Linked DNA regions of Homo sapiens: regions 1 and 3 are each linked to region 2. The links are chromatin loops, found by intact Hi-C in ENCODE. Cell type or tissue: PC-3. All regions are shown on one strand. Links, peaks and the distances in the headings refer to the core of each region. The heading gives the core; the rest is flanking DNA. Region 1 has its middle 470 kb from the start of MIR5702. Region 2 holds the start of LOC105373914 (a long non-coding RNA gene). Region 3 has its middle 630 kb from the start of NYAP2.

The links. Peaks named below come from ENCODE experiments on the same cell type or tissue, not always from the same donor. Only the 100,000 strongest peaks of a DNase experiment are listed, where the experiment ranks them.
Region 1: it touches region 2 in a loop (2.9-fold over the local background); 3 of 110 quality-filtered maps call a loop at or near these places.
Region 3: a loop joins it to region 2, with 2.2 times the contacts of the local background. A loop is called at or near these places in 3 of 110 quality-filtered maps.

What each region holds. Positions count from the first base shown.
Region 1 is chr2:226,182,781-226,188,284 of GRCh38, reverse strand. No RefSeq gene overlaps it. Among named protein-coding and RNA genes, the nearest start is that of MIR5702, 470 kb to the left of the region's middle. In PC-3, for the core only: no CTCF peak of the experiment used is centred there; a DNase peak (open chromatin) is centred at 2,394; H3K4me3 peaks cover 2,235 bases; H3K27ac peaks cover 3,765 bases.
Region 2 is chr2:225,886,748-225,892,251 of GRCh38, reverse strand. It overlaps LOC105373914 (a long non-coding RNA gene), which reads left to right and starts at 661. Exons shown (of 7, transcript XR_007088110.1): 1 at 661-741. It overlaps LOC107985992 (a long non-coding RNA gene), which reads right to left. Exons shown (of 3, transcript XR_001739907.2): 3 at 3,534-5,504. In PC-3, for the core only: a CTCF peak has its summit at 2,717; a DNase peak (open chromatin) is centred at 2,551; H3K27ac peaks cover 1,600 bases.
Region 3 is chr2:226,022,123-226,027,626 of GRCh38, reverse strand. No RefSeq gene overlaps it. Among named protein-coding and RNA genes, the nearest start is that of NYAP2, 630 kb to the right of the region's middle. In PC-3, for the core only: no CTCF peak of the experiment used is centred there; no DNase peak of the experiment used is centred there.

The sequences.
Region 1 (5,504 bases), core at 125-5,124, 300 kb before region 2:
TCCTCAAAACAACCAATTAAGAAAGATGCTATTAAATCCCAGTTTTACAGGGGAAGAAACTGAGGCTCAGAGAGGTTAAGTATCTTACCCAAAGGGCACACAGCTGTTAAGAGGCAAAACTGAAATTAGAGCCCATTCAGTCTGGGTTGAGTCTGTGCTTTTAACTACCATGATAAACGGTCTCTTCTTCAGAAGTTGACCCTGTACTGTGTGAAGAAAAATTTATTTACAGGGATGAAAACTGGGCAGCTGGTTCAAAGGATCCCTTGGAACTACTCCATAGAAGGATAAAGAGTAGAGACAAATAACAAGCTCACTTGTAGTTTTAGACCCTGGTAAACTTTTGGATGCTCCTGCAATTTCATACTTCAAATGAAATAACTGAATATTTCCTGAAGTAAGTAACCAGCTCTATAACTTGGCAGAAATCTCTGACTCCACTTAACTCACGCAGAGGGCCATGACATGCAGCCTAAGTGCCCAGGAATTTTAAATCAAGATGTATCTATGTAGTGAAACTTTGTGTGCGTGTGAGTGTGTGTGTGTGTGTGTGTGTGTGTGTGTGTGGTTGTTTTACCCTTTGCTTCCTGCTTGGAAAAAAAAAGGTAAATATTTAAAGTTATCTACAAATTGTATTTTTTCCCTAGAATGCAAGAGTCACAGAGATAAACGTTAGCTGTCAGAAAAGCTGCAAATCATCTGAGATGAAGGTGGTGCTTTTTTATTACAGTATCTGAGAAGAAAAGCTTTCAGAGTGAAATTCAGTAATCCCTCGCTTCTGATTCCATGTCTACTGAGATGTTCAAATTTGAGTGCGGCCCTTGGTAAAGCACTGATTGCTGAAAGGTAGCTCTGTCCCATGGGAGGATTTGGAATGAGATCTAGTAGAAATTTTCATTCAAGTTGAATAGAAAACAGAAAAGTGAGTGTTCTATGGAAAGCAGAAGTCTGGCAATGATGGATTTGCCCTGTGAATGAAAGTCTAGGAATGTGTGTCCTTCCCACAGTTGGTTTATTAAGAAAGTCCTGCAAGTTAATATCACAGTATGTGTTTGAATACAGGTATAAATTTCTTGAGAGTCCACAAATCAACTATCAGTGGAAATCCTGATACCCACCAAATGATGTTTTTACATCTATGTATTCATCAATCTAATAATTTTCTAAGAGATAGCAGTGTGTCTATTCTATTGAGTAGAATACTATTGTTTTTCTTTTTTTTTTTTTTCTTTTTTCTTTTTTTGAGATGAATTCTCTCTCTGTCACCTAGGCTGGAGTGCAGTGGCACAATCCCGGCTCACTGCAACCTCTGCCTCCTGGGTTCAAGTGATTGTCCTACCTCAGACTCCCAAGTAGCTGGGAATACAGGCATGCATCACCACACCCAGCTAATTTTTGTATTTTTAGCAGAGACAGGGTTTCACCATGTTGGCCAGGCTGGTCTTGAGCTCAGGTGATCCTGACCTCAGGTGATCCGCCCTCCTCCGCCTCCCAAAGTGTTGGGATTACAGGCGTGAGCCACCGTGCCCAGGCTGTTTATCTTTTATTTGTAAATTTAGATATTTCTGAAGACAATATTAATTTACAGGGAAGTCATTATCCTTCTTCCTAGAATATGCCTGCATAAATCTATGGCATGAAATGCACACATTTCCGACAGGATTCTTTTAATAATACTCTCTCATTTTACAATATTCCCTGACACCATAGCATGACTGGATGAATTATTCTCCAGACATAGCCTAATTTCCAATAGTCATATTTCTTAAATATTTTTGAAATTATTTTTAATAGAAATTTGTAAGATTATCAAATTCAGTATTTTATTGATGGACAAAATTTTACCTGAATTGTCTTAAAAGTGCCACTTTTTATTTCTAAAAGCAACAGAAAATGAAAGGCATTCATTTTATAACTCCCTAGTGTGGATCCTTCTCCTGTTAACAAACTCAAATTTTTAGGAAGCTTCAATTCTTCCAATTCCACTTTAATGCCATTTTTTCTCTCATTCTGTTTTCGGAGGCAATGAAGAACAGCTGGTCACCATTCTCTGCAATAATAACCTTCATATAGTTGAAACCCAAATGGTTTTGGACATGGTACTTACAAAAACATCTCCTTGCAAATGATGTAGCCTATTTGGTATTTCCCCTGTAAACAGCTAGATTCCTTATAGCCAACCCTTCCAGCAACTATCAAATTTTAGCTCTGTTTAGTATAATGCAAGCATTTTCTGCTTTGTCTATTCAGGAATGTCTTCCTAGGAGGTTTCACAATAAAATTTATTGTGTTTCATTTATGACGTACAATGTAAGAAGAATGGAATGCTTTTCTGTTAGGATTTGCATTGATAATGAAAGGTTACTATAGTGCTGGTCTGCTTTGACCAAATTTGCCAAATTCTGAAGAGAATGCCAATTAGAAGGCTGTAATGCTTTTCACTGAAACAGACTGAGGCCAATACCTGGTGGTGGGGACCTGTCATTGTTGGCCAGACTCTATTTTTAATTGGGAGAGAAGGCAAATGCTAGATCAAACAGTGTTTACTAAGTGATACCAATAATTCCAAGTCATAGCCACACCCCAAAAAGCTGAGGAAGTGACTAAGTCCTTCTGAGGTCGTCTTTTCTATTAGTAGCAATGTAGCCAAAAGTCTGAAAACGCTCACATTTTGCTCTCTTTAGGAAAAGACAACATTGATTTTAGAGGTTTTTGTTATGGAGGCCAGGGGGATTTTTCCAGTGCAGCACAGAGAAATCTGGGTTTGGATTGGGAAGCCAGACATTTCTTGGCTTACATTTCCTACTTGAATGGGATTCGTTTGCCCCCTCCTCACCTCTCCCCAACCCCCAGGCAGCTAGAAGCCCCACCTCCTTGCTTGGACCATATGGGGAAGCTGGCTCGGTGGCTGTTATTCTACTGACTCCAAGTTCACGCAGCTGTTCATCCCCTGCTTAATGTACTGGTAATTACAGCAATGTGCTCTTCTCTTTCCAATCATGTAACTTTTACTAATGGAAAATGATTTGTTTTTAACAACTTCCATGCATTTCTTTCTCGTTTTAATAAGAAAGGGTGTCTTGTGGCATTGAGCTATTGAATTCTCTATAAAAAACAAAAGTCTCTATATGAGTTTCCAGCTCCATAGGAGGGCTCTGTGGGATTGGCCAAAGGTGGTGGGGAGACTTAAGTGAGTGTAACTAACTTGATATGAATAGGTCAGTTGGGAAACAAAGCAAGCTCATCGCCTTCTGATCATGGAGGTGGTGAAATAACATTTTTTAAAAATGTGAAACCGGGAAGGATCAGAAGTATGAATTGAGTTCTGCTTTCATGATCCAAACTCTATGTACTCTCAGAGAATTTTTAAAACAAATATCTGAAGAGGTTTTCACTTATTTTCATTCAATGTTTCAGAGCATGTAAATGTTCTCCTTTGATGAGAAATGTTGATGATTTGGGTTGGGTGGGGGTTGAAATGATTATAGCAAGTGCGTCTTTTGCTGTAGCCATGCTAAGCTACCAGGCACAGATCAAACAGGCATGTGGTCACATGATCGTTTTATTTGCAGATAAAATACAGACACCTTGGAATTTCCTTCCTTATATCCCCTAAATGGCACTGGAAATCACTCTAAAAGGATAATTTTTAAAGCAAAACTTTTCCAACTCATTAGAGGATTTCAGTTTTAGACTTTTATTTTAAATAAGTGGTTGAGTAGCAGTTGTAACAAAGAATGCCAAGTCACACCCTTGTGTGTGGATGGAAATACTGCTACACAACACACATAGCTAATTTTATCAGAAGGATGATAGCAAAAGGAATGTCTTCTCTACATGAAAACTCAAAAGTCAAGAGCATTGACGAGATGACAAACCATGATTGCGAAGCCTATTTGCCACATCTTGACATTTTAAAGATTCATATAATTCAAGATTTAGCTAAAATTGTAAAATACATATCCTGAGCTCAAAATTCTTTGATGTTAACATGTATCCATATCTTTTAAAGACATTAATTTTATTCCTTGTGCATTTCTTTTCTTCTATTCGTGGTTAATAATGACATGGCAGCCGGAAATCACCTATCTTCTCCTCAGCCCTTCTTATCTAGCTCCCTCCAGAAGTCTTGTTTTTTCTTAGAGATTTCTTTGGAAATGTTATTAAGCTAGAGTGAAGTAATTTTTAAAAACACACATTGAAACTTAGAACTGAATAATTTTTAAATATTTGTAATAACTTTAGCAAAACCATTGCTTTCCTCAAGAACCACAAGACCACACCAGCAGCAAAGAGGCACTATTGTTCCCCTGGAGTCTTGAGAAGCTCCTCGTGTGACAAACTCCAGCAAAGGGGGTCTGTGCTTCGCTCCTCCATAAATGCAACACCAAGTCTAGATCTGATTTTGCCCTCTAGGAATTCTTGTGCCTTGCTTTATGCAAAGCAAAAATTATGTTTAATATTTTAAAACTAGCTTCAGGAATTAGGATCTTCAGAGTTAGTGGTCTGACTCTAGTCATGTGCATGTCTTACATCATCTTCTATTTTTTCAGATGGTTGCATCAGTAGCTTTGGGAATATTTTATTTTTAAAGTTTTAAGTCATTCTGATATCCACGAGACCATCAAAAATATAACTATGATCTAATGAATGCCCAAATAAGTGGTTGCATAAATAACAACTACTTATCATGTTCACTTTCCCCGTTATTCATTTATTCATTCAGTATTAATTGAACAACTCGTATGTGCCAGGCATATTCCAGGGACCAAGGATTCAGTAGTGAATACAAAATCGTAGCTTTATAAAGGTAGTAGTTCAGTAAGAGGAGATAAACAAATAAAATATATAAGTAAAAAAAAGTTAAATAGCAATGAGCTCTAAGGATAAAAAGCACTGTAAAGGGACAGAATATGATGACAGAGTTTCAATTTTACATGGAGTAAAAGAGAAGACCTCAATATGTGACTTTTGAGCACACAAGGGAAGGAAGTAAGATAAAAGCTTTGTAGATATTTGAGGGAAAAACTGTCCAAGCAAAGAGTACAGCAAGAGCAAAGGTCCTAGGGATCGTGAATGTAGAGTGTTCAAGAGTACCAAGGAGGTCAGTGTGCCCGGAGTACAGATAGTAGGAGATAAGTTTAGAGAAGTGAAGGAAGCCAGATCTTACAAAGCCATAGTTTATTATAAGGACTTTGGCTTTTACTTTGAGATGGGGGAGGCTGCTAGGGATTTTTGAACAGAAAAATGACAGAATCTTGTATAACTTTTAACAAAATAATCCTGGCTGTTATGTTGAGAGTTGATTTAAGGGCGGCAAGGGAAGAAGCAGGGAGACAGTTTAGAAGGCTATTATAATAAGCCAGGCAACGGGACAAAGGGTAAAGGTGGAGAGAGTAGATATAAATGGACTTCCTATTATATAGCAGGCACTATGTTAGGCTTTGTTGATACATCAGGGGGAAAACAGAGGCTCTGTTCCCAGGGCCTTTGCATTCTACTGA
Region 2 (5,504 bases), core at 392-5,391:
AGGATGTAAAAATATAAAATCAGAGTCTAATAACTACTTTACATATTTATTTTAAAAATTAGATTATACCTATCTGTGATATAAATTTCTCTACATAATCATTATTACATTAGAAATAAATTTAATTGAGCCATCATGATAAGGGGATTAGATTGAATACCCGACTCTGAGTTCCAGAATTGAATAATAGGACCTCATACTTAAAAGAGTTCTGCAACAAATCCAGCATAGAATTGGAAATCCCTTTAGAATTTGAAAATTGAGACCAAGAGAATGTAAGTGAATCATCCAAGATCACAAATGATTTAAAATTTAAATACTTTCCAACTTTACAGGCAAGTGTAAGCCCCTGGATTTTGATCTGTAGCCTCCTAGAGAATTCCAGCTGCCCTGTGGACCAAGCACTCAGTCTATGCTCTGAGAAGTGGATACTATTTGGGAGAAAAGGACCTTTGAAGCTACTAGAATATCAAATTGTGCAAGGGAAGGGACACAGGGTGAGGTAGTTGTCTCACCCTCCTCTCTTCTCCGGACCTGCAGAGCAGGGGCTGATCCCTGGTTGGCTCCCGGCTAGATTCCCAAAGACTTTAAAGGCTGATTGGTTCCCAGTGAACTTCTAAGAAGAAGTCGGTTCACTATTGGGCGATGGGTTCACTGGAAGCCCAAACGTCGCCATTATACAAAATACGAAAGATGAGAGAGAGCTGAGACAGAAGATACCAGACACAATACTATTCAGGGGTAAGGGAGAAGCCCAGTTATCCTTTTTGCTGCTCATTCCATTCCTCTTTGTCCCTCTGTTCCTCTTTTCCTCTTGTAACTCTCTCTCATCTCTCTTTTTTCACAAACTTCTCTCTGTGCCTCTCTTTCTCTCTTATCACTGACATTCTACTTCTCATTAAGAGCTTATTAGACCTGTACCATTACTCCTTCCACTGATAATGTCAGTCATATGTCTCTCTTTAACTGGTAGATTGGCAAATGGAATTCAATTTACTTTTACCAACTTTTGTTGAAGGCCAAACAGTGTTTCTAGGAATAAGTCACAGTTGCTAACCTCAGTGACTTTAAAGTCTAGGCAGACGGTTAAGACCTTAGGCAAATAATGGTCCTTCAATTTTCTTAAGTAGGAATAGATTTGATCACATCTACCTGAGTGAACCAGAACAAGCATATGAAGTAAGTAGGTAATAATTGAATTGAACAATTATTTACCACAGTAGGTAATTAGGCGGAGAGACCTTAGCTTGTTTTTTCAATTGTTAGTGTGGAAGAAAATACTAGATAAGGAGGATGAAACTAGTTTGGGGAGAGATTTCCATGCCAGGCTCCGAAATTCAGAGATGATTAAGTAGTTAGCGATGATTCTTTGAAAATATATTTAAATATAAAAGTGACATACAGTATTTGTTACATGTAACTTAAGTGACCCAAACTGACTAGAATCAACTAAAAAAAAAGATAACTCGTGAAAATAAAACAAAAGCAGATGGAAAGTGGGGCACACTGCTTGTTTGTGTGGTTGCTTGCTTGTGGTTATTTTTTATCTATCAACGTGATTAGTTATACGACATATTTTGAGAATCATACGTTTTGCCAAAAATTAAAATAATTAAAAATTGAAATAAAACAAACGAAATTTAAAAAACATAGAAACTTAAGCCTAGTATAATTTTAAGAACTACAAAGAAAGCAAGCATTTATTTAGTAAATATGCAAGAAAATAATCAGATTCTGCTCCCCTTTCATTCATTCATTCATTTTTCTCAACAAATAAATACTAATTGTCTGTTTTGGCCAGAACTATTTCAGGGATGAAAAGGTATCCCTTTCTTCCTTACTTTAGAGAAATGTAGATTTTGTGGTAGAAGCTCAGCATATCTAAAGACACCCAAATAGAATATATTCTACACCACTTTGAAGTAGTTTGAATGTCACCTGAAACAGAATATTACTTCTAATCCATTTCAGGCCATCTGTTTTTTTTTTGTTTTTCACTTTTCTCTTATAGACTAAATATTATCATAGTATTAGCACATATAGTATATATCAATCTATATAACATATGGTATTGGGAAACATTTTTACTAATAGGGATATTTACAAGAGAATTATGTCTCATTACGTATGTTCACAAATTTTAATAAACTCCTGTTTCTGCCCATTGCCAAAATGTTTCCTATCCTCTCAAGAAATAAAACTGTTACTTTGTTTTTGGTTGAACTCATAGAATATTTTCTTTTTTAGGGTAAAATTATTACTTTTCTTACATAAGTCATATCCTAAAGTCATATATTAATATGTTGAATTCCATACCTCACCAACTGGGATATAAATGATATAAATTATGTTTGAAGTGGAAAAAAAGCTTTTAAGATGGGCTGATGGCCATTGTCTTAAATATTACTTTCCCAACACCAGGGGTTACACCTGGAAACTGTTCATCATAGCCAAAAAGGCAGGGCTCCTTGGGATGTGGCTCATCAGAATGACTAATACAAAGTCACTTTTCTCATAAATCTGCCTATTCTCCCACCATCTGTTATTTGCATTTTTCCAGAAAGTTAAAAAAATACTGATGGAATGTTTTGACCCAATTGCAGTTAAATTCACATGGTTTACTCTTTGAGTTCCCAAGATGACATTTCAGCCAAGCCCTATAGTGGGGTGTTGCATCAGAAGATCTTCTATTATACAATGGGAATTCCAGGTGAGACATCTAGAGGCAAAAGGCGGAACTGCTTAAAAATTCAACTATCATTAGTAATATTTTGTTTCATATCAATTTTGAGCTACAAAAATCATCTAAAAATATGTACCCATCACTGAATTACTACCCTCTGTTCAACTCATAAAACTTTACATGTTTTAGCATGCCAGACATATGAGCTTAGTAGTTTTTTTTAATTTACAATGATTTGATAGAATGATTTGCATAGATTTTAAACTATCAACACCAAAGCATATTTCCAATTCAAGGAAAATGTATACATATAGAATACATATTATGTGTTATGTCTAGACATGCACACAGACATTTGAGCTTGGACAAAAGCAAGGTCATGCCTGTTTAAAGCTATTAATCTAGATGATGTTTCATTAAAACCAAAGGCATATGTAACATTTGTAATAAAAGCCAAACAAACAAATAAAAACTTTATTTGCCTAATTACATCTAAGACATTCTACTGGATACTGAGCTAATAGTGGTAAAAAAGGCAGAGATGGTCTCTGCCCTCATGGAGTTTATAATCTAGTATGAAGAGAGAGAGACTTCAAAAAGCAACAATAACAGGATGGATTATTACAAATTACAGGAATTGCTATGAAGGAAAGCAGAATATAAACTCATGGAACTGTAGATGTTCATTGACAGAGTGGCTTTAGACATCATCTAGTGATCAAATGTGATATTTCACAAATAAATAATATATTATTTGTGATATAATTGTGATATAGTCTAAGGTGATTATGGGATCTGTCCAAGGTCACATAACTATAGGGGGCATACATCAAATAAGACATAGAGAAAATTGACAGTTGATTATTTTTATTGCAAGAAGAGTTTGAAAATTTTTAATTAATTTTTTATTGACATAATAGATGTACATAATTCTGGGGTATATGGGGTAATATCATACTTTCATATAATTTATAAAGATCAAATCAGTGTATATTAGGGTTCTCCAAAGGGACAGAACTAATAGGATATATGCATATATGAAGGGGAGCTTATTATGAAGAATTGACTCAAAAAATCCCAAGGTGAAGTCCCACAATAGGCCATCTGCAAGCTGAGGAGGAAAGAAGCCAGTAATGGCTCAGTCCGAGTCCAAAAGCCTCAGAAATAGGGAATCAAACAGTGCAGCTTCAAGGCCCAAGAGCCCCCCGGCAAATCACTGGTGTAAGTCCAAGAGTCCAAAGGCCAAAGAACCTGGAGTCTGATGTCCAAGGGCAGGAATAAGGGATGGAAGCATCCAGCATGGGAGAAAGATGAAAGCCAGAAGACTCAGCAAGCCCTCTTCTCCCACCTTCTGCCAGCTTTGTTCTAGCTGCACTGGCAGCTGATTGGGTGGTGCCCACCCACATTGAGGGTGAGTCTTCCTCTCCCAGTCCAGTAACTCAAATGTTAATCTCCTGTGGCAACACCCTCACAGACATAGTCAGACCCAATACGGCTATTTAGGCATCCTTCAATCCAATCAAGTTGACACCTAATATTAACTGCCATACAGTGTGATTGGGTATACATCACCTTAAATATTTGTCTTTTCTTTATGCTAAAAACATTCAAATTATTCTTTTCTTGCTATTTTGAAATAAACAATAGAATCATGCTACTCATCTATCAAATGTTAGGTCTTATTTTTTCTATTTAACTGTATATTAGCACCCATTAATCAACTACTCTTCATTTTTCCTCCCTTCTACCCTTCCCAGCCTCTGGTGACCACCAATCTACTTGCTATCTTCATGAGATCCACTTTTTTTTAAGTTCCCACATATGAATAAGAACATGAAATATTTGTTTTTCTGTGCTTGTTTTATTTCACTTAATGTAATGACCTCCAGTTCCATCCATGTTGTTGCAAGTGACTGGATTTCATTTTTTTATGGCTGAACAATATTCCACTGTGTACATATACCACATTTTGTCTATCCAGTCATCCACCGATGGGCACTTAGGTTGATTCCATATGTTGGCTGTTGTCCCTAGTGCTGCAATAAACATGGGAGTGCAGGTATGTCCTCTATGTATTTTCTTTCTTTTGGATACATACCCAATAGTGAAATTGCTGAATCATATGGAAGTTGGATTTTTAGTTTTTAAAGAACCTCCATACAGTTTTCTATAGTGACTGCACTAATTTACATTCCTACCAACAGTGTACAAGTATCCCCCTGTCTTCATATCCTCACCAGCACCCCTTATTTCCTGCCTTTTTGATAAAAGCCATTTTAACTGGGGCGAGATGATATCTCATTTTGACTTGCATTTCTCTGATGATTAGTGATGTTGAACACTTTTCATTGACTTCTCAGTCATTTGCATGTCCTTTTTGAAAAATATCTATTCAGATATTTTGCCAATTAAAAAGATCAGATTATTTGCTTTTTTTGGTATTGAATTGTTTGAGTTCCTTATATATTTTGCTTATTAATTCTGTCAGACTGATAGTTTGCAAAGATGTTCTCCCATTCTGTGGGTTGTCTCTTCACTTTGTTTTGTTGATTGTCTCTTCACATGTTGTTGTCTCTTTAAGGTCAGCCACTGGTTTCTTTCTTTGTCCATTTAAGGAGGTCCCTGTTTGCTGTAGTTTCTTGTGGATGTATGTCTATGTCTTTGCATTAAAGGATGAGTTATTTATTCCAGTCTTCTTTGTCTGGCTTGTTTTGGTTTTTATTGGGTATGTTTACTTACATATTCTTTGTAATTTACCTGTTGCTTTTCTTTCTTTTCCTACAAGGTTGATGCCTCCTTTTAGGCCCTAGATGCTGCTTTA
Region 3 (5,504 bases), core at 400-5,399, 140 kb before region 2:
CACCATGCAAGATGAACCTTTGCTCCTCATTCGCCTTCTGACATGATTGTGAGGCCTCCCCAGCCATGTGGAACTGTGAGTCAATTAAACCTCTTTCTGTTATAAGTTACCCAGTCTCAGGTAGGCCTTTATTAGCAGCGTGAGAACAGACTAATACATGGGGGCTCTGAGATTTATAGTATTGGGCACTTGCTCATAGAGTAGCACTGGAAACCAACTTCTCCAGTTTATTTAGAACATGTAGTATTCTTTGGTTTCTCTTTGGCATGTTCTCTCTCCCCTCCTTACATAAAATAGATGAATGCATCTTATTGATTTTGCTTCTGAAGTGTCTTTCAATTCATATTATCCTTCCCATTCTATCTACTACTCTCCTATTTTAGGCCTCCATAGTCTCCTTATGAAAAACGGTCTCCTAACTTATTTTCTCAGTCTTTGTTGTTCCTCATCTTGGTATTTTCCAAAGCTTCTTGGCAGATTTATTCATGCTACCAGTACGTGAAAACCTACATCTGAATAGCCACACTCTTTTCACTCATTGAGTAACTTTGTGATTTTTATCTCAGCTGACTTTTCCATATCATCAACATCTATGCTGACCTCCTTTTTCTCCTCGAATTTGTCAGTGCCATGTCACGGCTCAAGCCCTCCGTATTAGTCTGTTCTCACACTGCTATTATAGCAAAGGCATACCCAAGACTTGGGCATTTATAAAGAAAAGAGGATTAATTGACTATTGACTCACAGTTCAGCATGGCTGGGTAGGCCGCAGGAAACCTACAATCATGGTGGAAGGGGAAGCAAACACATCCTTCTTCACATGGTGGCAGAAGAGAGAAGAACCAGTGCTCAGCAAAGGGGGAAGGACCTCATATAACCATCAGATCTCATGATAACTCACTCACTATCATAAGAACAAGATGGGGGAAACCACCCCCATGATTCAATTATCTCCACCTGGTCCTTCCCATAACATGTGGGGATTATGGAACTACAATTCAAGATAAAATTTGGATGGGGACACAGCCAAACCACATCACCCTCCATTTTACTTACCTGCTGTGAAGCCACTGTCATGTTTTTCTCTAGTGACTAACATGCCGTTCCCTTCATTATGGCTCTGACTTTTCAAGATTCAAGTCAAATGCTCTTTCTTCTGTAAATTTCTTCTGCTAATTTGCCCTTCCCTCTTCTGACAGTCTCATATTTTGAATTACTTTCTATTCTGTTATCATTATCAAAGACTCTATTACTGTCTTACATTGTTGTCTCCCACAGTAGGTTGTAAATTCCTCAAAAACAAGATCATTTCTAATTGAACATTTGGGTCATAATACCTAATAGTGTCTGTTACAAATGGTGGAAATGAAATAGATAACTTGAATATATCCAAACAGTCTATCTGAATGGTAACAAAGACTATGCTGTGTGATTCTTGGTTCCTATCACAGAAAGTCTAGAAATAGTTAAAACCAAGATTTTGATTCCATCTGTGTCAAGAATTATAAATAAGTAAGACTTACCAAAATAACAGCATGTCTACTGCTAAACAGCCAAACAAGATGAAGAAATAAATATATATATCCTCTAGAATTACGGAGACAAAATGATGGAATAAGTCAATTCTATTAAAGCTGACTTTTGTCATTTTTAATGTTATGATATTTAAATAATTCACTCTAATATTTCATTGAATGGAATTATATTACAATGTAAAAGGATTCGTAGGTAAAATCCCATTCCTTTATTCAGGTAATACAAATTCAGATTAGAGAAGTATAAGTTCATTTGTTTTCATGTCAAATCACATGATGTTCTAATAGGCATGAAATACTAGAATAAATGGCAGTATTTTAAGTGCCATAGAATATGGGCTGAAGTAGGAATCAGAGGATCTGAGGTTGAGTCCCTGATTGATTATGAGATCTGAATACCTTACATGCCTTTCCTCTCTCAATCTGAACTGTCTGATTGTAAAATGGAATGCTTTTTCTACTGTACAACTTTATAGACAAATGAGGTAATGTGTCTAAAATTGCTTCATAAACTATAAACAATGATGTAAATATTAATCGTCTATTTCAATTTAAGTCAGAAACTAAAGTCAAAGATGAGAAATGGGGCAAGCTCAAGCACTGTACACACCACCCCAGCTTCACTTGACTTTGCTAATTTTTTATAGCACTAAAGGTAATATAGATGCTCTTTGGCAATTTAGGGAACATCTCACCTGGCAAGTTAGAGTTACAGGTCCTTCCAAGAGTTTCATGAGGAACAACAGCAACCGAAAGGGTGTCAATTTGTGAGAAGAAATTAAAGGACCAATGGTCTAGACGTCTCAATGTCGAGCTTGATGCAGTCAAAGAACAGATGTCCTAAAGCAGAGGGCCTGTGAAGATCATAGATGACTATGTCAAGGAATAAAGAGTCTAGGACAGAGCTTTTCTAACTTCAATATGTGTACCACGCACCTCAAGATCTTATTAAAATTTTGTTTCTAAGTCTGTAGCCCTGTAAGGGGATGAATTTCTGAATTCTACAAAGTTCCGAGGTGATGCCAATGTCGCTGGCCTGTGGACCACTCTCTTTTTTTTTTTGAGATGGAGTCTGGCTCTGCGCCCAGGCTGGAGTGCAATGGCACCATCTCGTCTCATTGCAACCTCCACTTCCCGGGTTCAAGCGATTCTCTTGCCTCAGCCTCCCGAGGAGCTGGGACTACAGGTGCCTGCCACCATGCACAGCTTATTTTTGTATTTCTAGTAGAGACGGGGTAGTGTTGACCACATGTTCCACCCGCCTCAGCCTCCCAAAGTGCTGGGATTACAGGCGTGAGCCACCGCACCCGGCCTGGACCACTCTTTAAGTATGAAGAGACTAGAACATTTCATAAATTGTGCGTGTGGCTATGAAGTCACCTGGATGGGGCCAGGATGTGGGCTACAGAATAATACCATGAGGCATGTGCCGCCATCTTTGTGAGAAGGACTTCGTTAGCTGGTAGAAAGAAGGACGAGTAGAGGAGAACATTTCCAGTTAAGAGTTTCCAAGGAGGGAAGAAAAAAAGCTCCGGCAGTGAGGATAAAGGACAAGGCTGATCCATGTGAATTGCCATGTGCCAGTATGGTAGAGGAAAACATGTAGTTGTCACTAGAGCTGAAAGTTATATCCTCAGAGGTGAGTCAGATTTCAGTTTAAGCAAAGAAAAATTCAGCATATTCTGTGAAGGGTTTTGAGGACTTTGGAAAATTGCAAAGATAAGGTCAGGATGGTGGCAGCTAGGCCATGGAAGGAGAAGCACACAACAAAATGTTGATGAAAGTGTGGAAGAAGAAAGAGCAAACATAAAGGTTTACCTCTGTGAAAGGAAATTAAATTTTGGGACCCCAAACACATTTAGCCAAAGGGAAAACTCAAATTGGAAACTGGGTCATGCAAACCTGCTTCCCCCTTTTAGTTCCTGAATAACATGGCTGCAAGATGAAAAGCTACATGCCTCCCCCACATTTTGCCCACAAGGAAATTCCTAGTGAGCTGTTAAAATTTTCCCATGGCAATGGAAATTGATAGCTTATCTTTACAGGTGCAATTACTCCAGCCCACCAGAAACAAATGCATATCTGATCCTTCCCCTACCCTATTTTGTCTGTATTATCTTATGTAAAATGCAGATTCCCTGCATTTTTCCTCTGACCCTTTTGTTTATGTCATCTTATGTAAAAAAATACAGAGTCACTTACATGAAAACCATGTACTTCTCAATCTCCCACCCTTTCCCCTTTAAATTTAGAGCCCTCAAAATCATCTTTGGAGAAAGGCTTAGATCTGTCTCCTGGGCATGTCCTTAACTCTGGCAAATAAATCTCCTAAAATGATTGAGACTTGTCACATCATTTTCCTCAATTGACACCTCTTAAGAAATCACCTAACAAGATCAGTGTAGTGGATGCTGTGGTGTGTCTCCCAGACACACTCCATCCCTCGGCTACTAGGGTTTTGGAGGCTGACTTCCTCAGTTAAATGCTGCTCCAGGATTTTCCCTCGGTTGTTGAAAGCCACCTTGTGGTAGGCATGCCACCTTCTTGGGGGCGACCCCTATCAAATGACTGGCTGATATGTACGTACGTGAGCATGCTTGGGGAAGTGCATCACAAAGATACTATTCCTCCCACAAATCTCCCTGAAACTGGATTTATTTTCTTTACTATGAGAGATAACACTACTAATATCAGATAAACCTTTTTTCCTCATATTGTTTCAAGGTGGTCTATCACAGGTAAATAGACTTCCTGTGCAAGGTAAAAGTTTAAAAGTCTAAAATTAAGTGTATTCAATAATAATACCAATCTAAGACCAACATATTTATGTCTTTTTAACATAATTTCTACTGTATTCTTGAAAAATTATTTTTCATTTAAACAGCTATTTTTATAATTTATTTCACAAATATTTAATAAATTTTATCACTTGTATAACATATATTACATATACATCTATTTCCGAAGCAAAAAGCTGCCACACATCTACACATATAGACAGTTTTAATCTACTTTTACGTTAGATACCTCTTCAAGGATTTTTTTTTCCAAATAGCATTATTTTTCACTGTATTAAATTTATATAGCAGAGCATAAGCATATTCAAATAAACTAATCTGAATGCAAGTTTATGTCATTGTTTCTAAACATCATTCACTATTTTATCAATATTACAAAGATAATTGGTGACATTTCTTTTTTTTTTCTTTTTTTGAGACGGGATCTTGCTCTGTTGCCAGGCTGGAGTGCAGTGGCACGATCTCGGCTCAGTGCAACCTCCGCCTCCCGGGTTCAAGTGATTTCCCTGTCTCAGCCTCCTGAGTAGGTGGGACTACAAGCGTGTGCCAACACACCCGGCTAATTTTTAGCATTTTAGTAGATATGGGGTTTCACCATGTTGGCCAGGATGGTCTCAATCTCCTGATCTCGTGATTCGCCTGCCTCGGCCTCCCAAAATGCTGGGATTACAGGCATGAGCCACTGTGTCTGGCCTTAAATGGGTGATACTTCTTAGCACTTAATATAATGCCTCTTTTAATGCTCAATTTTGTTAAATGTCAATTTTAACATGTCTATCATGAGTAGGCATCTTAGGGCTTAAGGTAGGTTATAATCTCTGTTCCTGGAACAAAAGTACTCAAGGAGAGAAGAGTCATCTGTTGGTACCTACAAAGTGTTATACTTCTCAGTAGAATTCATAGATTTTTTGGTCAACTTTTATTTGCCTTTTATCCTGTCAAAATATGAACCTGTATGCCATCTGAACAGACATAATTATTATTTGAGAAAACAAACCCTTGAAATCTACATATGTTATTCAGAGAACAGAAGATATAGACAAAGACAGTAAAAACGGTTTGTTTCAACAGGTATGATGGTAAAATCTTGACCATACTTTATGTCAGGGGTCCCCAACTCCCGTGCCATGGACTGGTTGGTCCATGGCCTGTTAGAAACCGGGCTGCATAG